Linked DNA regions of Homo sapiens: region 1 is linked to region 2. Evidence: read pairs that join two places in POLR2A ChIA-PET (ENCODE). Cell type or tissue: MCF 10A. All regions are shown on one strand. Links, peaks and the distances in the headings refer to the core of each region. The heading gives the core; the rest is flanking DNA. Region 1 holds the start of S100A10 (S100 calcium binding protein A10). Region 2 has its middle 5.4 kb from the start of CCDST.

The links. ChIA-PET counts read pairs that join two places held together with the same protein. Peaks named below come from ENCODE experiments on the same cell type or tissue, not always from the same donor. Only the 100,000 strongest peaks of a DNase experiment are listed, where the experiment ranks them.
Region 1: POLR2A ChIA-PET joins it to region 2 with 11 read pairs; 2 of 35 experiments call an interaction of 5 or more read pairs at or near these places.

Annotation. Positions count from the first base shown.
Region 1 is chr1:151,985,728-151,994,060 of GRCh38, forward strand. S100A10 (S100 calcium binding protein A10) reads right to left here and starts at 8,132. Exons shown (of 3, transcript NM_002966.3): 1 at 8,025-8,132; 2 at 372-524. The coding sequence starts at 503. RefSeq lists an enhancer at 6,172-7,371 and silencers at 7,940-8,239, 8,250-8,299. In MCF 10A, for the core only: no CTCF peak of the experiment used is centred there; DNase peaks (open chromatin) are centred at 2,914, 3,954, 5,264 and 6,874.
Region 2 is chr1:152,179,774-152,188,106 of GRCh38, forward strand. No RefSeq gene overlaps it. Among named protein-coding and RNA genes, the nearest start is that of CCDST, 5.4 kb to the right of the region's middle. In MCF 10A, for the core only: CTCF peaks have their summits at 2,850 (motif pointing left) and 5,982; DNase peaks (open chromatin) are centred at 2,848, 3,418 and 5,978.

The DNA of each region.
Region 1 (8,333 bases), core at 23-8,022, 190 kb before region 2:
TTTCTCCCAACTCTGTCCCCAACATCGTCACAACAGACACAGATAACCCGATGGAATTTTCCAACAAACAGCTCATATTGTGGTTATTTGTATGCAGTCTTATTTCACCTGCAGACTGTAAGCTCCTTGAAGGTTGGGGCTGTGTCTTCATTACTTTGTTTCCTCAACAGTATCTTACAAATAGCAGGTACTCAATACTATTTAATAAATGAATGAATGAGGTCATTCATTCATTCCTTCAGGTGACTACATTCATTTATTCACTAGTGGTGACCTCCACAGGGAAGGGATGGAAACAAGAAGGAAAAGGAACCAAGGCCTAGAAGCATTGACTTTTATGTCTGGTTCTTTGTAAGCTTTTCAACACTTACTTCCAAAAATCCAGGGAACTCCTTTTCCATGAGTACTCTCAGGTCCTCCTTTGTTAAGTAGCCTTTATCCCCAGCGAATTTGTGAAATGTAAACATCATGGTTTCCATGGCGTGTTCCATTTGAGATGGCATTTTGGTGTGGTCCGTTGAAGCCTATTAAAGGATGTAAAGTAACAGGGTCTACATTAACTTTTTTTGGCAGACTTTATGCATGAATTTATTTTTTTTAAATTGAAAGATAAAATTGTATGTATTTAATGTGTACAACATGATGTTTTCAGGTATATATACATTGTGGGATGACTGAATCTAGCTAATTAACATATGCATTACCTCCCATAGTTAGCACTTCTGTGGTGAGAACACTTAGCCACTCTTAACTATTTGTCAAGAATACAATACATTGTAATTAACTATAGTCACGTTGTTGTACAGTAGATCTCTTAAACTTATTCCTCCTAACTGAAATTTTCAATCTTTTGACCAATAGCTCCTCAACATCACTCAAATGCAATCACCCCAGCCCATTCTATTCTTTAGTTCTATGAAATTCAGTGTTTAAGATTCCACATGAGTGAGATCATCTGGTAATTGTCTTTCTGTGCTTGGCTTATTTCACTAAGCGTAACGTCCTCCAGGTTCATCTTTGTAGATTTACATTAACTTTTAAGCCATATGTATTGCCAGCCTTTTTAGGATAATTGGAAAGATGGAGATTAGATCATCCATCTGATCTTCTCCAGCTTTAAAATTCAGTGAATGAATCTAAGAACCAGTCCACCCCAGTTTGGGTCCCTTGTTGGTAGAAATAGACACCTCAGATACTGGTGCTGTAAATAAAGGGGTTTAGCTAACTCCAGCTAATTTGCATGAATAATCTAATGAAGAATAGAAACTAATAATTTAGAAAAGCAACATCAGTGTTCCTCTTTTTTTTTTTTTTTTTTTTTTTTTTGAGACGGAGCTTTGCTCTTGTTGCCCAGGCTGGAGTGCAGTGTTGTGATCTTGGCTCACTGCAACCTCCGCCTCCCAGGTAGCTGGGATTACAGGCGTCCGCCACCATGTCCGGCTAATTTTTTGTATTTTTAGTAGAGGCGGAGTTTTGCCATGTTGAGCAGGCTGGTCTCAAACTCCTGACTTCAGGTGATCCGCCCACCTCGGCCTCCCAAAGTGCTGGGATTACAGGCCACTGCGCCCGGCCCAGTGTTCCTCTTTTTAACTGACAAAGCACCTACTGAAAGAACAGATAGTTCATAATTTCTCTTGGCACTAGTAAATGGGATTCTTAGATATGGCTGATACTAACAATCCACACAGTCAAGTCTGGTAAATACGAAAACTTCACCCTTCTAAGCTTAAAGTGGTAACTTGGTTCAGTGTGATTCTAGGGTTTAGAAATCTGCTTACAAATGAATTTATCTGCTGGGTATATATGTATTCTTTTTTTTTTTTTTTTTTTGAGACGGAGTCTTGCTCTGTTGCCCAGGCTGGAGTGCAGTGGCGCCATCTCGGCTCGCTGCAAGCTCCGCTTCCTGGATTCACGGCATTCTCCTGCCTCAGCCTCCCGAGTAGCTGGGACTACAGGTGCCCGCCACCGCGCCCGACTAATTTTTTTGTATTTTTAGTAGAGATGGGGTTTCACCGTGGTCTCGATCTCCTGACCTCGTGATCCGCCCACCTCGGCCTCCCAAAGTGCTGGGATTACAGGCGTGAGCCACTATGCCCGGCCTATATGTATTCTTTACTAAAGCTCTGAACTTGTTATTTACTGCAATAAAGACAGTTGCATCTCTGGCAGTAAAATACAGTTGCTCTACCCAAACAGAAAACTACTCAAAGTCCATTGTCTAGTTCACTTGAGAAGCAACAAGTAATACTATAACCTAACTCATTTGAGGGCCTCCTATGTTTTTAGTGACATTAGACAGATGAGCTGCTCTCACAGTCTGGGGTACAGTGGGAAAGCAAGAGCTTTCATCATGAAGCGTTTATAAGAAAGGAAAGGAAACATGTCAGATCATTACATTTGGGTATAATGAACTAGGGGTATATGTCTCACAAGACCCAGTACGTGGTACTTAATAGAACCTCAGTGAATTTTGGCTTAATTGGAAGGAATCATTTGGCGAGAACAGATAAGCTTTGGCTAATATCACCTAAAATCACTACTGGATAGGAAACAGGTGAACGTGAATGGAGACTGTAATATAGCACTAAAAAATAAAAATAAATAATCACAAGAATAGGCTTTGAGCTTAGATTGAAGGGCTGGCAAATTCCTCTGCTGAAGAGCTCTAATGGGAACCTGAGACATGCTTTGGTCTGGTTCCTATCTCTGAGAGATGCCTGTTCAACACTGATTCTCAAATGCTATCTTTTACAGAGGAGAAGGTGGAGTGGGTAAACATGAGGATTGAGCAATTAACACTTAAGAATTGTAAATTCTACCCCTTAATCTCCAGAAAAGTATGGGAACCAGCAGGCCAAAGAATGCTATAAATCAGAATCTGGCATGAGTCATCTGAAAGGCAGTTAGTTATCTTGGAGAGAGCTGCAAATTAATGCTTCAAGGTCTGCTGTGAGATGAATTCCAGGGGAACCACACCCTTTTCCTTCTCTTCTGACACAGCTCAGATCTGGCTCATCCCCCATCCCTCATATGGGTTTCAGATGGCAGTGGGCTTACAGAGAGTCTGCCTTGCCTGGACTGGTACTCCAAGTCCAGCAATTTAAGAGAACTGAACTGGGCGAGTCACCTCTGGGAGAAGGACGTGGGATCCCACCCCAGTTCTTAAATAACTCAGGAAAGGAGTCAGACACCACAGAGGTTTAAAAATACCTGTGCTCAAGTTCAGAGCAGCAGAGCACTTCAGGATCAATTCCCAAAGATCCCAGAAATTGGAACTGGGTGGGGTACCTAGTTTACTTTTTTCAGATGACAGGACAGAAGGAAAGTGCAGAATTAAGAAAGGGAATGCAGCAGGGTAAGGACCTCTAAATTTTAAAAAGGCTAATTTTAGGAGGTTCTAAGAAATACAAGTTGTCAGCTGAGGAAATCCTGGCCACCCTTGAGTATCTTCTTCAGGAGAGCAAGGTGAGTCTACCTCACACTGTGTGAGTGCTTAGGTCTGAAGTCACTCAGTCGCATGCCTCTCTTGCCCACAGCCATTACGAAGTGACGGAGCTTCCTTCTCTGAAGTTACATCCTTCTCCCACTTGGTCTTCCCCTCCCCTCCTCCCCCAGCGGTTTTATTCAGTGGATGGATTGTGAATATTGCAGCCAGCTGACTCCCTGTGTGTCCAGTAGGCCTTCTGCAATAAGGATGCAGAGGAGGGAGTAGCCAGGAGGTGAAAATAGCATTGAAAATCAGTGGAGAAGCCCTTGTCTCCTCAGCAACCAGTACCCCAAAGGGCACTGACCAGGGCCACAGCAAGGAACTCTGTTTTGGGGAAGGAGTTGCACACTGGCTTTAAAATAAGACAAAGGAAAGGGGGAAATGTTGTGATTAAAACTCTGTTCTCTTGGCTAGAGGATGAATCATGTAACTCTTGTCTGAGTGCAGCCAATGGTTGCCCAACTGAGTCAGCCCTGCCTGGCCCTCCGTTCTTGGGTGGGGCTTGCCTGGGCAGGGCTGTCTGCAGCACTGCTAGCTGCCAAAACTGAAGTTCTTCAGGGACTTCAATCTGGCATTTCCACCCTCACGTAGCCACTCTGCAAGCTCTATTCCTGGACAGATGTGGGCTTCCTGCATCCTGGTTAGACACATTTTGACAGGAGGGCCTTGGGGCTGGGGCTGAGGGGCTGCAGTGTCCTCTCTATCCCCAATAACGTACTCTTGCACCTGAAACATTCAATTTCATTTAATTGTTTACTTGTCTGCCTGAGATTTAAGCTTCTCTTGATTAAGAACTACAAATTATTCTGCTTTTATTCATGGAGCACTATATAACTGTTATGTGCATAAATGAACCACACAATCCCTTGGGCAGTAGCTGAGGTGCAGGTGTGATTACCCAGGACTAGGCTGAAAGCCTTGTAGCTCAGAGCTCAGGAGGACGATGTGAGAGCTGGGAAGGGCCAGGAAAGGGGCCCCAAAAGTGTTCAACTATGAACGGAACAGTAGATAGAGTACACAGGAGTGCACATTCCATACGCAAAAGGAAAAATATGTGTCCTGCTAAACAGGTCTAGTCAGAATGACATGACTGTGCTCCTTCTCTTCTAACACTTGCTATTTTCTCGTGTTTCATTCATCCCATCTTCTACTTTTTGCTTTTCTAGTGCTGCTATCTCACTGCTGAGCTCCACAGGATAATAACAGCCTTGCTGTCCACTCACCTTTTATTGAAGTATTCTAATCTGATGCCTATACATGCCCTCTACATGTTTGTCTGAGCAACAGGTCTTAAGAAGGGAGGCGGAGACATCTTTCTCTGCATAGTTTTCTCTATGGAAAACAATTCTGGACTCCACAAATTTAGTTACCTTAGGAGGAATTCAATTTTCCATTTTTGGTTCTCCCTCCCTGAGCACCTACTTTGAATGTCCCAGACATGGTGTTAGGCATGAGGGTGTTCACACACACATACACACATGCACACACACACAAAGCTCTCCATGGTGCTTGCCTTTGAGGAGTTCACCAGCTAATGGAATACTATTAAAGCATTTGGCCTGAATTCTAGTTATTTGTGTTTCTGTTTCTTTCCTCACTAGGTTGCAGGTTTTTTGAGCAGGGTCCCAATAGCCAGTGCCCCAGCCCTCATAGAGCCTGCTCGATGAATTGTTAAGAAATTGATAATGATGTATTTTGGTTGTCCTGCGAGTAGCAGACAAGCAGGAGTCCTCCTCAGAAAAGTGTCTGCTCCTGAAAAATCTCAAATGTTTGCTTTGGACCTATGCCCAGATCCCGGCTGCAGTTTCAAAGAGGACACTTCTGCAGAGTGAGTCGGACTTGCTTTGCTCCTCTGTGTCTTGTCCATACCCTAGTTTTCTTACAGCCCACCCAGAAAATAAACGGCAGGGTGTCAGTAAAAACAAACATCTGTTATTTAAAATATGTTTGAGGTTTCCTTCCTTTTGCTTTAGAAATTTTGGAGTTTTTAAAATTGAACCCAGAAGGCATTCTTAAATTTGATCTCTGAAGGGAATTCAGAAAAAATGAGTTGAAGCAATGGATCTGGATCCAGGCTGTCTCTCTCACCTCTCACCAACTAAAACTTGCCCACTAAAGAACTGGGCAGCAAAGGAACGTTTCAGATGCAATTCAATAGGAAGAAAGAACTTGGAAGAAACCTCCTTCAATCTAACCAACTACATCAATTTTTCCTTAAAGAATGCTTAGGCATCAGCCTAATCAGCCAACATAGCTACTGTCAAAACTGCTTTTAGTTAAATCCTTTGGTAGGATGGGTGGTATTTATTTAGTAAAGGGATAGAAAGTGCTGAAAATTGTTTAAAAGAAGTACATTCTTTCTTTTTGCTTTTGATGTGGATTCCTAAATTTGTTGAGTCCCCAGAAAAATGAGAAACTTAAGATGTTAAAATTTTAGTCCAGCTTTCTCAGCACTTTGAGTGCTAATTTATACATTATAATCCTGAAAGAATTCCATTGTTTCTCTCAACTTTACGCTTTAAAAGACTGGACTGTGTCCAAGGGTATACCAAGTGGGTTGTGCTCTACAAAAGTCACATTTTTTGAACTGTCAGTAGAAAGCAGGGAGGCACACAGTCTCAGCTCCACCCTGACCTCACTGGAGTGGCTGCTTAGGAGGCTGGCCAGCACACGGGAGGAAAGGGGCCTATATGATGTGTCGGAGAAAAGCTAGGAAGAGCATCACCCAGAAAGCAGGGTAAGACCCAAAAATTGCTTCATGCCCAGTAGACCAAAAAAATTGTAAGAACCTAGATAAGAAACTCCAAATGGTGGATCAAGGGCCACAGTGAAGAAACTATCCTCTGGCTGTGAAGGAACAAATACACCATTTGGAAGGGATGATTAAAGAGAAACTGGATAGGAATCTGTGGGGGCAGGGCCGATGAAGAAACTTCCAATAAGTTATATGAACTCATTCCCACTCCAACCCCTGGCATTATCTTTTGCAATTTGCTGAAACATGTTGGAGGCAAAGATCACCGACTGGGTGTTTCCATGAGCCTGGCCTCACCTAAAACGCACAACATAAAACTCCATTCCTGGAGACTGAAACTCAAGCTTCTGGGGAAAAATATCCGCAACAACTGCAAACCTCTTAGCGGGAAAAGCTACCTCCCAAGTAAGGCTGAGGCAGGCTGCCAGGCGCATACTGGCCGATAACGAAAAGCGGTCTCGCCAAGGCCCTGCAGATCTAATTACTGCCCTCACCGGCAGTTCAGTCGAGAAACCTCTCCTGCAGACTGGCAGCCAGACCAGGTGTGACTCACTTCCTCTTGGAAAATGCCCTCTGAGATGGCACAGTTCTCCTTTTCCTTCAGGGAGTGTTCTGTCCAAACCATCCACCGAGAGTATCTGCAACCGGCCACACCCACATGGTCTCACAGCTGAGTCACAGGCCTCAGACCACTGGGAGAATCCTGGAGCCCTTTGTGCTAACCACGCCCTGCAGAAGCTCCCGCAGAGACGGAACTGGGTGGGGGCAGAAAACGGGGTGGGCTTAATGCATCCCAGAATCTGGCTTAGGGCTCCCCTGTGCTGGCCTGGCTTGGAGCGCTCTGCATTCCACCCCAGCCAACAAGGCAGAGCTCCTGGTTTCACTTAGGCAGAGCTGGACTGAGGCTGGACAGGCAGCAGTGTCCACGGCTAGGGGCAGCGCCATTCCTTCGGCCAAAGCACAGGTGGTGAACCAAGTACCAAAGGCACGTCTGTCTGTTTCACTGCACCGGGCCAAATTAATCTATGATTGGAAGATCCTTCATCAAGCCTGCTCTTCCTCCATCTCTTTCTGGTTCCACTTATTAAGACAGCAAGGGAACCCTTTCAGTAGAGAAACCACGTCACACAGGGCCCTCTCCCACAAACCCCAGCCAAACTGCTGTAGAAAGAAAACAAGTGGACCTCCCTCCCTCAGCAGGAAGACCCTTTCCGTCGAGCAGACAACAGGAAGCCCCGACCAGAAACGCCTGTTTGGCCGACGGACTAAGGGTTACGGAAGGGACGCCCCAGCTGCCTACTCGTCCTACCCGCGCCTACTTGGGCGGTACAGCCGGGAGCAGGCTACGAACATGCAGACCCGGCCTGCGAGCGGAACCCACCAAGAAACACGCCAGCCAGGGCAGGGGCGTGTAGGAGGGATTCGGTAACCCGAGAGACGAGTGGGAAAGTAGGAAAGGTGGGAGTAAAGCAACGCAAACATAAAGGGAGGAGGGAAGAGGTTCAGGCGCACCAATACCACGGTCCCCTCCTAAAGAACAAGTGCCCCCTCCTCTGGTCCGCGTGGGTCTGGGGGCGGCCGCGCCCGGGCCGGGGAGGGGCGCTGCTGGCCTCGTTTGGGTGTGGCCCGGAGCACTGAGCAGCGGATTCCCCACCAGCCGCTCCCCGCCCAGCCCCGCGGTGCTCCGGACGCCCCGCGAAGCCGGGTGCAGGGTTTTCCCCGGGCAGCAGGTCCGGGCCTGGGGACTACCCAGGAGGGGCGCGTGGGCCGGGCGGAGCTCACCTTGGCCGAGGCGCGGCGGACGCTGGGCGAGCTGGGCGAGCTGGACGCGGGGCGGAGAGGCGAGCGCGGCGGGCTGTGCGCCTTCCTTAGTACGTGCGGCGGGTGGGTAGAGGGAGGCGGCGCGGGAGCGGGAGGAGCCTGGCGGGCGCTCGGCAGGGCGCTCCCCCAGCCCTGTCTCCTCCCCCTCTTCCTGCCCCCGACTCCCCCGACCCCGGGCGCGCGGCCCACGCCCTGCCCTCGCTCCCGGACCCGCCTCGCAGAGGCCTCGCCCGCCCCAGACAGAGCGTTCTTGTAAACTTCTCTTCAGTA
Region 2 (8,333 bases), core at 113-8,112:
GCATTCCACTCCCTCCTCTTCCTATGTTCTTTTGCAAGTTTGTGTTCAGGAAGGGGAGAATAAAGAAGAGTAGCTCAGTTTAGGCCTGCCATATGGTGTGACTAAATGGTGAGCTATCTGAAGACAGAGACTTGACCTTACATTGCTTTGCATTCCCACTTATGTCTAAAAATAATAATCACAATAATGCTACATCCATAGTACTTTACATTTTACAAAACACTCTCATATTTAGTATTTCATTTGACCCTGTGAGGTACATGTGAGTTTTATAGATGAAGTTCAGAGAAGCTAAGTAATTAATCAAGATCGCATAGTCAGTATAATGCAGAGCTAGGACTTGAATCCAAAACTTCTACCTCCCAATCTGGTGCCCATTCCCCCTGCCTAGCACTATGCTGGACATAGATAGCTTCTGAGCCCTTGTTGGTTGATTGATTGGAGGACATCTAAGACTTTACTGCTCAAATGCTATTGTGCCAAAAGCCCTACCATTATATCTGCACATTGCTTTGTTGAGGCACCCTCTTTCAAAATATGGATTGACATATTAAGGCATTAACACTTTTAAAGTGAGTTCTTTTCTTTGCTTGCTTGCACCCAGAACAAGAATGTGAACTTTAGGAGTTTTGCTAGTAGAGAGAATAAGGCTTCTGAAAAGGTTAACAAGGTTGGCTGTCAGATTTTTCCTCTTTCACAGTTTTTCCTGGGGTCTTGCAAGACTTATATCACATGAAAACTTGTCCTTTTGTTCTCCTGGAGCATGGGAGAAACGAACTTGGAATCTTCCAGGTAATCTCAGTAACCGGTCTGCTGGCTGAACCTCTTGCAAGATGCAGGCCCACCTTGTCCTGCTCCTGCAGGGTGGCATCCGGCCTCTGCATGACCATTCAGTCTGATGGGAGACTGAATAAACTGTCCCACCCTGGGACAATTCTAGCCATGGGGTATATTCATCTGCTTGGAGCTACAATCTGCCTGGGACTTTTGCTTCTTGGTTCCCATTCTGCCTTCTAGAACAATGTAAATCAAGTCTCATGAATGCTTTCTCTGTGTGACATCAGGAAACAATAGGCCAGTCTCTTTCTTACACATCCTCATCTCAGTCTCTATAGCCTCTGTCATTTCAATCCTTTCTCACATAAGATCTCAAGAACATTCCCAATCCTGGCTGCCATCTCTGTATATGCTATAGCTTCTCAAATCCTCTCATAAAACATGGTACTCAGAACTGACTGGTACTCATTTGTTCATATGTTCATTTATTCAACATATATTTATGGAGCTTACTGCATCCCAAACCCTGGGCCAATTTCTATACAAGATCAGATTCAATTCCCGACTGTGGTGCTTAATTTAAGAATCAAATCATCACATGCAAAAATAATTACAAACTGTGATACATCCTGTGAAGAAGAAATGCAGCACATTTTTTTTGGGAGCTTCTTAACATTAGAAGTCAGCATTAAAGGAGAGCCTAGTGCTTCTGGCCTATGGAGACAGAACCCAGAGCTGCAGAAGCCCTAGAGGAGATTTAGGATGGCAAGTCCTGGGCTTTCAAGAGGGACCTAAGCACACTTTTTGACAACTCACTTCCAAAAAGTGAGGAGTTCCAGGTATTTTCAGATCTGGTGGATTATACCAGAGTCATTCTCTCACCTGTGGTCTCTCTGTCTCACCTCCTTTTCTTCTTATCTGTTGGGAAAGACACAGGGAGAGACAGGCCAAAGTTGCACAAGAAGTCTTGGGAAAGGTTTTGGAAGAGTTTTGAGCCATGGCTCCCTAGGTTCAGCCAGTTCTGGGGAATGCTATGTTTCGGAAAGCCTTTGTTTTTGTAGACATCAAGTGCTGATTCTCAGCAGAGGCAGGGCTACATCCCCTCTAATGTCTTTCCTTTGCCAGGATGGGCAAAGGCTGGCTCAGTCATCCCAGGCTGGCCTTCTGGCTATGCCTCCAAGCTCTGGATGTCCCCTCTGGCTGGGTGAATGGCAAAGGTCAGTGTGGCTCTTCCTGCTGGCCCTGGTGCAGCAACTGTCCTGGGTACAGGCTGGATGGCACATGCCACAGTGAAGTGAGGCCCTGCTCTGTAGAAACCTAGCCTCCTTCCCTTGTCTCATAAGTGACAAGAGACCATTCAATAGCTGCTATTGTTGCTACTCTTGTTTCTCTATTAACATCATTGCTGTCATTACTGCACACTGACTATTCTAATCACTAATAAGAGGAGTTTTATTTTACCCAGAAGCCTGATAGCTTACCCAGGTCAGAAATAGTCAGAGGCATTATAAAAGGGCTTGTCCTGATTGCTCTGCCTGTGGAGTAGTCATCGTTTTATTCCTTTACTTTCCTAAAGAACTTGTGTTCACTTTAAAAAAACAAGAAACAAACAAGGGATTGTCCTGAAGACTAAGGACCCCTCGAGTGACACAGCCAGAGCCAGTGACAGGGTTCTGACCTTCTAGAAAACGAGGCACATTGGGATGATAAGGCTGAATGGTCTCCATCATAGACTTAAATGGAGTTTAATCCCCATCCATGTGGTGGACCAGGGAGGAAGGGGCCCACTCCCAATATTCTCTTTTGCTCTAGGCACTAAAGACCAGGATTTGGAGTGTGACCTCATTATTAAAAGGCAAGGAGTATATAAGGCCCAAAGAACTTGAGATCTGGGCCAACAAAAAAAGAGGCAAAAAGTCTGGAAGAGAACACAAGAATAGGAGTCCTCTTTGAGGCTAATCTGAAGTCACACATTATGAAGGTGACTTGTTTTCCCTGCTTGCTTTACCGAAAACCTTCCAAGAAGTAATTTCTCCAGCTATGCTTTGGGGACAGTTGAATGAGTCTATAGTGCCTCCTTGAGGAAGCACCTGGAAACAACCACCCTGAAATGAAATCAGTGTAGATTCATCTGTAGGCTTGGAAATTATAGTAAGTGATAAGCACTTGTTAACATGTTGTTGGGGGATGTTGGGGTAACAAGGACTAACAAAAAAGTCACCACGCTGTTTTTCAAAAAGGAGAGTGAAACATGTTTATTTCCCTTAGCAGTATTCAGGGAAAGGACATTCTGGTTCTTTAATTTAAAATATCTCTGAAAGTGAAAAATTCTCTGTCCTGACCCTCTGTTCCCCTGTAAACTTCTGATACATGGTGTAGACATCTGCGTGATCTTGTGCATTATGACAGGCACATCACAGTGTCCCGGACGGATGATGAGGCCCAGTGTCTATTACATGTGAATATTGGTGTCTGGCTTGCCAGGGGATGCTGAGTGTGGCTAGTGTGAGTCAGCATCCTGGAGCCCTGAGTCCCCTGGGTGAACCCATGGGCTGGCTCCTCAGCAATCAGCTTACCAGTGGAATAAACTCAGGTCAGATTATTCCACTGAAATGGCAGCTAGTTTGTATGCTAGCTTTGCAGCTTTCTGGGTGAACCAACTCTAGCTTCAAGTTGCTACAAGTTCACTGTTACATTTGGCATTGTGTTAAGGAATCAGGCACCACTGAGTACTTGTAAGAGGAATGTTGTAATAAGTGTCAGAAAAACTGGGCTCACATCCCAGTCCTTTCACTGATCAGCCATATATTGTTGGGCAGATCACTTTACCTCTATATTTTCTAGTTTTCTCAAATACACAACAGCTAGGGGTGGGAAGAAAAAAAGAGGACATCGTTCCCATTCAAGTCTAACAATCTTGGCACTAAGGTGCCTTGGGCATGGTCTTGGCAGTGCCTTGGGAGTCAAAGGAGATTACCCATTTCTCCATACTAATCACAGGCTCATGGAGTTGCTCTGGAATTTGGCATTTCCAGTGTGTTTTGCTCTAGGCCCTTCCCCTGTGGTCTTCATTTTATGCCAAGTTTCATCTCCTACCATTATGACCAAAAGTGTAAATAAAAACGTATAGTTGCTCACCAGTTCCTAAAGAGACCCCTTTGCAGAGGTGTCTGAGATTTTTATTTCTCAGATCAGGGCCTAAGCTATGAAGGAAGTGAGTGGGAAGAGCCCCTATGTTAGAGACAAGGTGACAAAATAGCTGGCGAAGCTATTACCAGAGTAATTGGACCCGCAGGCTGGGTAGATTTGTGTTTGGTTGCTTTTTAGTTGTGACCTGGCATAGAAGGCAGTTCAGCACCTTGCTCAGAGCTGATACTCAGTGAAGATGTGTTGAACTGAGACCAGGGCAGCAGAATTGGCAAGATCATGTGCTCCCAGGGCATAAACCTACTTCAGGGTTGTATGTTTGTGTCTCCCCCAATGGTGGTGAAGCTGCTGTACTGTCATTGAACTGTGTATGGAGTAGGCACTTAATGGCTTCTAAAGTGGGCCTGGGGCCTGATGGTGTTCTGACTGCCTTCTATAGGAAGTGTAGGCTCCTAGGCTTTTTGACTGGACTGGCCTGAAAGTGGCAAGGTGGGAGGCAGGCTCCTATGGAACAAGATGGGACTGGTCCTGTCCTGGGAGGCTTGGTGCAAAGGACAATGGAAGCCAGCGTCTGGGAGGCCAGTGACTTATTGAATGATGTACACCAATAAGACCAGACAGAGGTACAGGAAGAATCTTCTCCAAGAGTCCTCACTGGTGCAGAGTGCTTTAGCACAGATGACTCCAGATGCCATTGCCTTTGAGCTGTCCTTGAGCTCATCTCGGGAACTCCTTTAGGAGGACTCTGAGTCTTAGGTATGAAGCTCTGTTTTTGTTCATTCAATGCAGGGAGATGGAAAAAAAGAGGAAACATGGGAACGATGGAGATGGGAGGGAAAGGGGAAGTAAGAGGAGAGAGCAAAAGGGGCAAAGAGGGGAGCAGAGAGATGGGGAGAGAGAGAGAAAGGTGGAGGGAAAGCAAGGGGAAGAGAAGAGATGAGAAGGGGATCTGATGACACCCTAGGGCAGCTATAGAGTCAGGGGAGGTCCAGGCTATGGAGGTTTCTGTACCCATGTCTCCCTTTGCTTTCTTAGTTTTGTTCAGCCTGAGCCTCATCCCAAGATCCAGGGTCCTGTGCCATGGATTATACCACCCATGTGTGTCTACACCCAGAGCCCGTATTGCCACTGAGGAGACAGACATATGCCATTTTTCAAAGTAGGAGCTCCTTAGGGTAGGGGGCAATGATCTAACATGAACATAAAATCCCACATACAGAATCCACACAAGCCTCTCAAATTTGTCACCACTGGGGCAAATTCAACAAGCATTCACTGTGTAAGCTGCCATGTGTAGTGCTGGGAGGAAAGCCAGAGTTCCTCCCTCAAGGAACTTATGATTTAGTGGTGGTGGGGTAGTGTGCCCTTGTGTAAGCAAGAGAAATACATAGGTGTAGTGCAAGTGTGAACATTCTTTGTGTCTAATGATGGACTCCATGCTATAAGTACTCAGTGTTTACCAAGAAGAAAGATGCATATAGTTACCTCTAGGTTTGTTAACAGCTAGATCTAAGACAGGGAAGAGAGGATGTTTGCATTTGGGATCCCTGCTCTGCACTGAATGCTGCCCAAACTACTTCTGTGCTCACCAGGAGAGGACCATTAAAGGCAAAGGGAAGAAATACATCTGGGCTTGCTGGTCTAAGCTGAGAATTTCAGGGCTGACATCTGAAGGCAGAGCCAAGAAAAACTTCTAAGCAGTGAAAAACGCCAAACCCTGGGCTTGAGCTTCAGGGAGACTGAGGGGCAATTTAAATCTCTTTTCTGGTGGAGTAGAGGATCCTTTTATGGTTGGGATGGCTCGTGTTATCCTTCAAGGAGGCAGAGGTATGATGGTATGTCAGGTTCCTCCTGGGCCTGATTCTTTCTTTGAAATTTGCTTCTTCTATCCCTGAGGCACTTTGGAGTTGAGACTGAATAATAACCAGCCACACAAACCTGGGTTCTACCACAGAGTTCATCGTTAACAAACCGCGTGCCCTTGGGCTGGTAACTTCTTTCTCAGTTAAAGTACCCATCTGTTGACTTAGGAGCCAGAGGGTGTGTGAGTGTCTGTAGACACCTGGTGGCAGTTTGGAGGAATTACGTTCAGTATCATCAGGGAGCAAATCCCTGTGCATGCTGTTCAGGAGTGTCCCAAGTGCCCAAAAGAGCTTCCTGGGTTTGGAAGCTGAACTAGTCAATCTGATATCAGTTTGAGGAGCTCATCCTGGGAAAAGAGTCCTGTTTTTAAAGTCATGTTTGTCCAGAAATTCGTCCTTGTTACTGGCCCAAATGTTTACATTTGATTTAATTTTACCATTCCCACGGCCTCTGCAATCAATTTCCTTTCTTGGTTCTATAGATTTTATTCTAGAGGCAAAGTCCTGGGGGATTTAGGAGTAACACAGTGTCTTACACACAATAGAAGTTTTATGGTGCTTACCAAGTGTCTTTCAAGTTCTTACTATTATCCCCATCTTGTAGATGGAAAAATTAGGGCACAGAGAGGTTAAACAACCTACCCAAGGCCACACAGCTAGTCAGGGACATCAGCAGGATTTGCACCCAGACAATTTAACTCCATAATCTCTACTTTTAACTTTCTTAACAACTGTTGACGGATGAACAGACGGGTGTAATTTGAGAGGCCCTGAAAAAGGTCTTACTCCAAAATATACTTTCCACTGAGGTAGTATAGTTATATAATGTCTACCATAAAGCACTGCCCTTTTTCTGTTTCTTATAGTGCTTTTTAAAGTATAAATAGCCTATGAAGGGTTATATTAGCCCTTTAGTGTGAATTTATTCATTAGATGTTTTATATTGTCTTGTTTAATAAGTGCTAGAAAGGGCTAGAAGGAATTACTGTGTTCTGCAAAGGGATCTCAGTAAACGGAACTGTTTTATTTCTTTGCCCTTGTTCTGAACTGTACTGAAAAATAGAAAGAAAATGTGGTGCTCAAAATGTCATCTTTTTTATTGATAGTGATTAAGTAAGACATTAGTAGCGCTAGGTCTGCTAGCTGGGGCTTGCTCATACTAGAACTGAGAATTAGGCTAACTTACCCACCTAATCATGACAGGCCTGGGCATCCTTGCCTAAGAGTAAGTCCCTATTATGCCATAGGGATCTCTGCAGTTCCCAAGTAGAAGCAGAGTAGAGCTAAGCCAATTATTCTTACAAAATTTACCAACCAGTTAAGTCCTTCTACCATCTCAGGGGCAAGGAGAAGAAAGGAGTGAAAAGAGGCCAGGAGTGGGGAAAAGGCGCTCACCTCTAGTAGAGACCTTAGACATCACCTAATCAAGCCTTCTCATCATACAGATACAATGGAATTCCAGAGAAGGGAAGGGACTTTGATAAACTAAGGTTGCGAGCTGTGAAGGGGTTGAGTCACGACACTGGATATGCTGATTTGGCTGCCAAGCTCCTTCAACATTCCACCACAATGCCCTTTTCCAGGAAGAGTGAGCAGTGGGAGTGCTTTAGAACCTGGCATCCAAGGGACCTGGTGGGAAGGGGGAGTGAAGAAGTAAAGCTACAGCAATATGCCCAGTGAATAGGTCCTAGGGTGAGCCCTCAGCACTTTGGATACTGGAGTCAAGCCCTCTTTCTTCTGCTGTCCTCCTTGAAGCTCCACTCAGTGTCAGAGAGGGAAGACTATTTAAGATCACCCACCATATTAGTAGGATTTCTCAGAAACAGAACCAACAGCATGTGTATTTATAGAAAGAGATTTATTACAAGGAATTGGCTGATGTGAATATGGAAGCTGGAGAGTCTAAAATCTGCAGTGTAGGACAGCAGGCTAGAAACTTGGGAGAGCTGATTATACACAATCCTAAGGCAGTCTGCTGGAGAATTTTCTCTTGCTCAGGGATGCTAGTCTTTTTGTTCTATTCAGGCCTTGAACTGATTGGATGAGGCCCACCCCATTAGGGAGGGCAATCTGCTTTACCCAAAGTTTACTGATTTAAATGTTAATCCCATCTAAAAATATCCTCTGAAATGTGAAAGGGAAGTTCACTATGCCAAAAGAAAAAAATTAAGCAGAAGGTAAGTCATGCAAGCAACGGCCTTTCCTTTTGTTCCTAGGCCCATAGCTACTGATAAAAGATTAAATATCTCCACTCTATGTTCACCCTACCTTGTGTAAAGCACCGATTTACTGAGCATGAGACGGAAACATAATTGACTATTCCCTTACCTTCTTCTCCTTTTATCTTGCAATATGTGGATTTAGTAATGTGACCCTACCCTCCCTATTTCTTCTCCACCCTGCTTTCACCCTTTAAATATTGAAGTCCTAAAAAATTATCATTGGGGAAAGCACAGACCTGTTTCTGGAGTGGTCCTTAACCTTGGCAAAATAAACTTCTAAGGTGATTTGAGACCCGTCTCAGATAATTTTTGGTTTACAAAATTC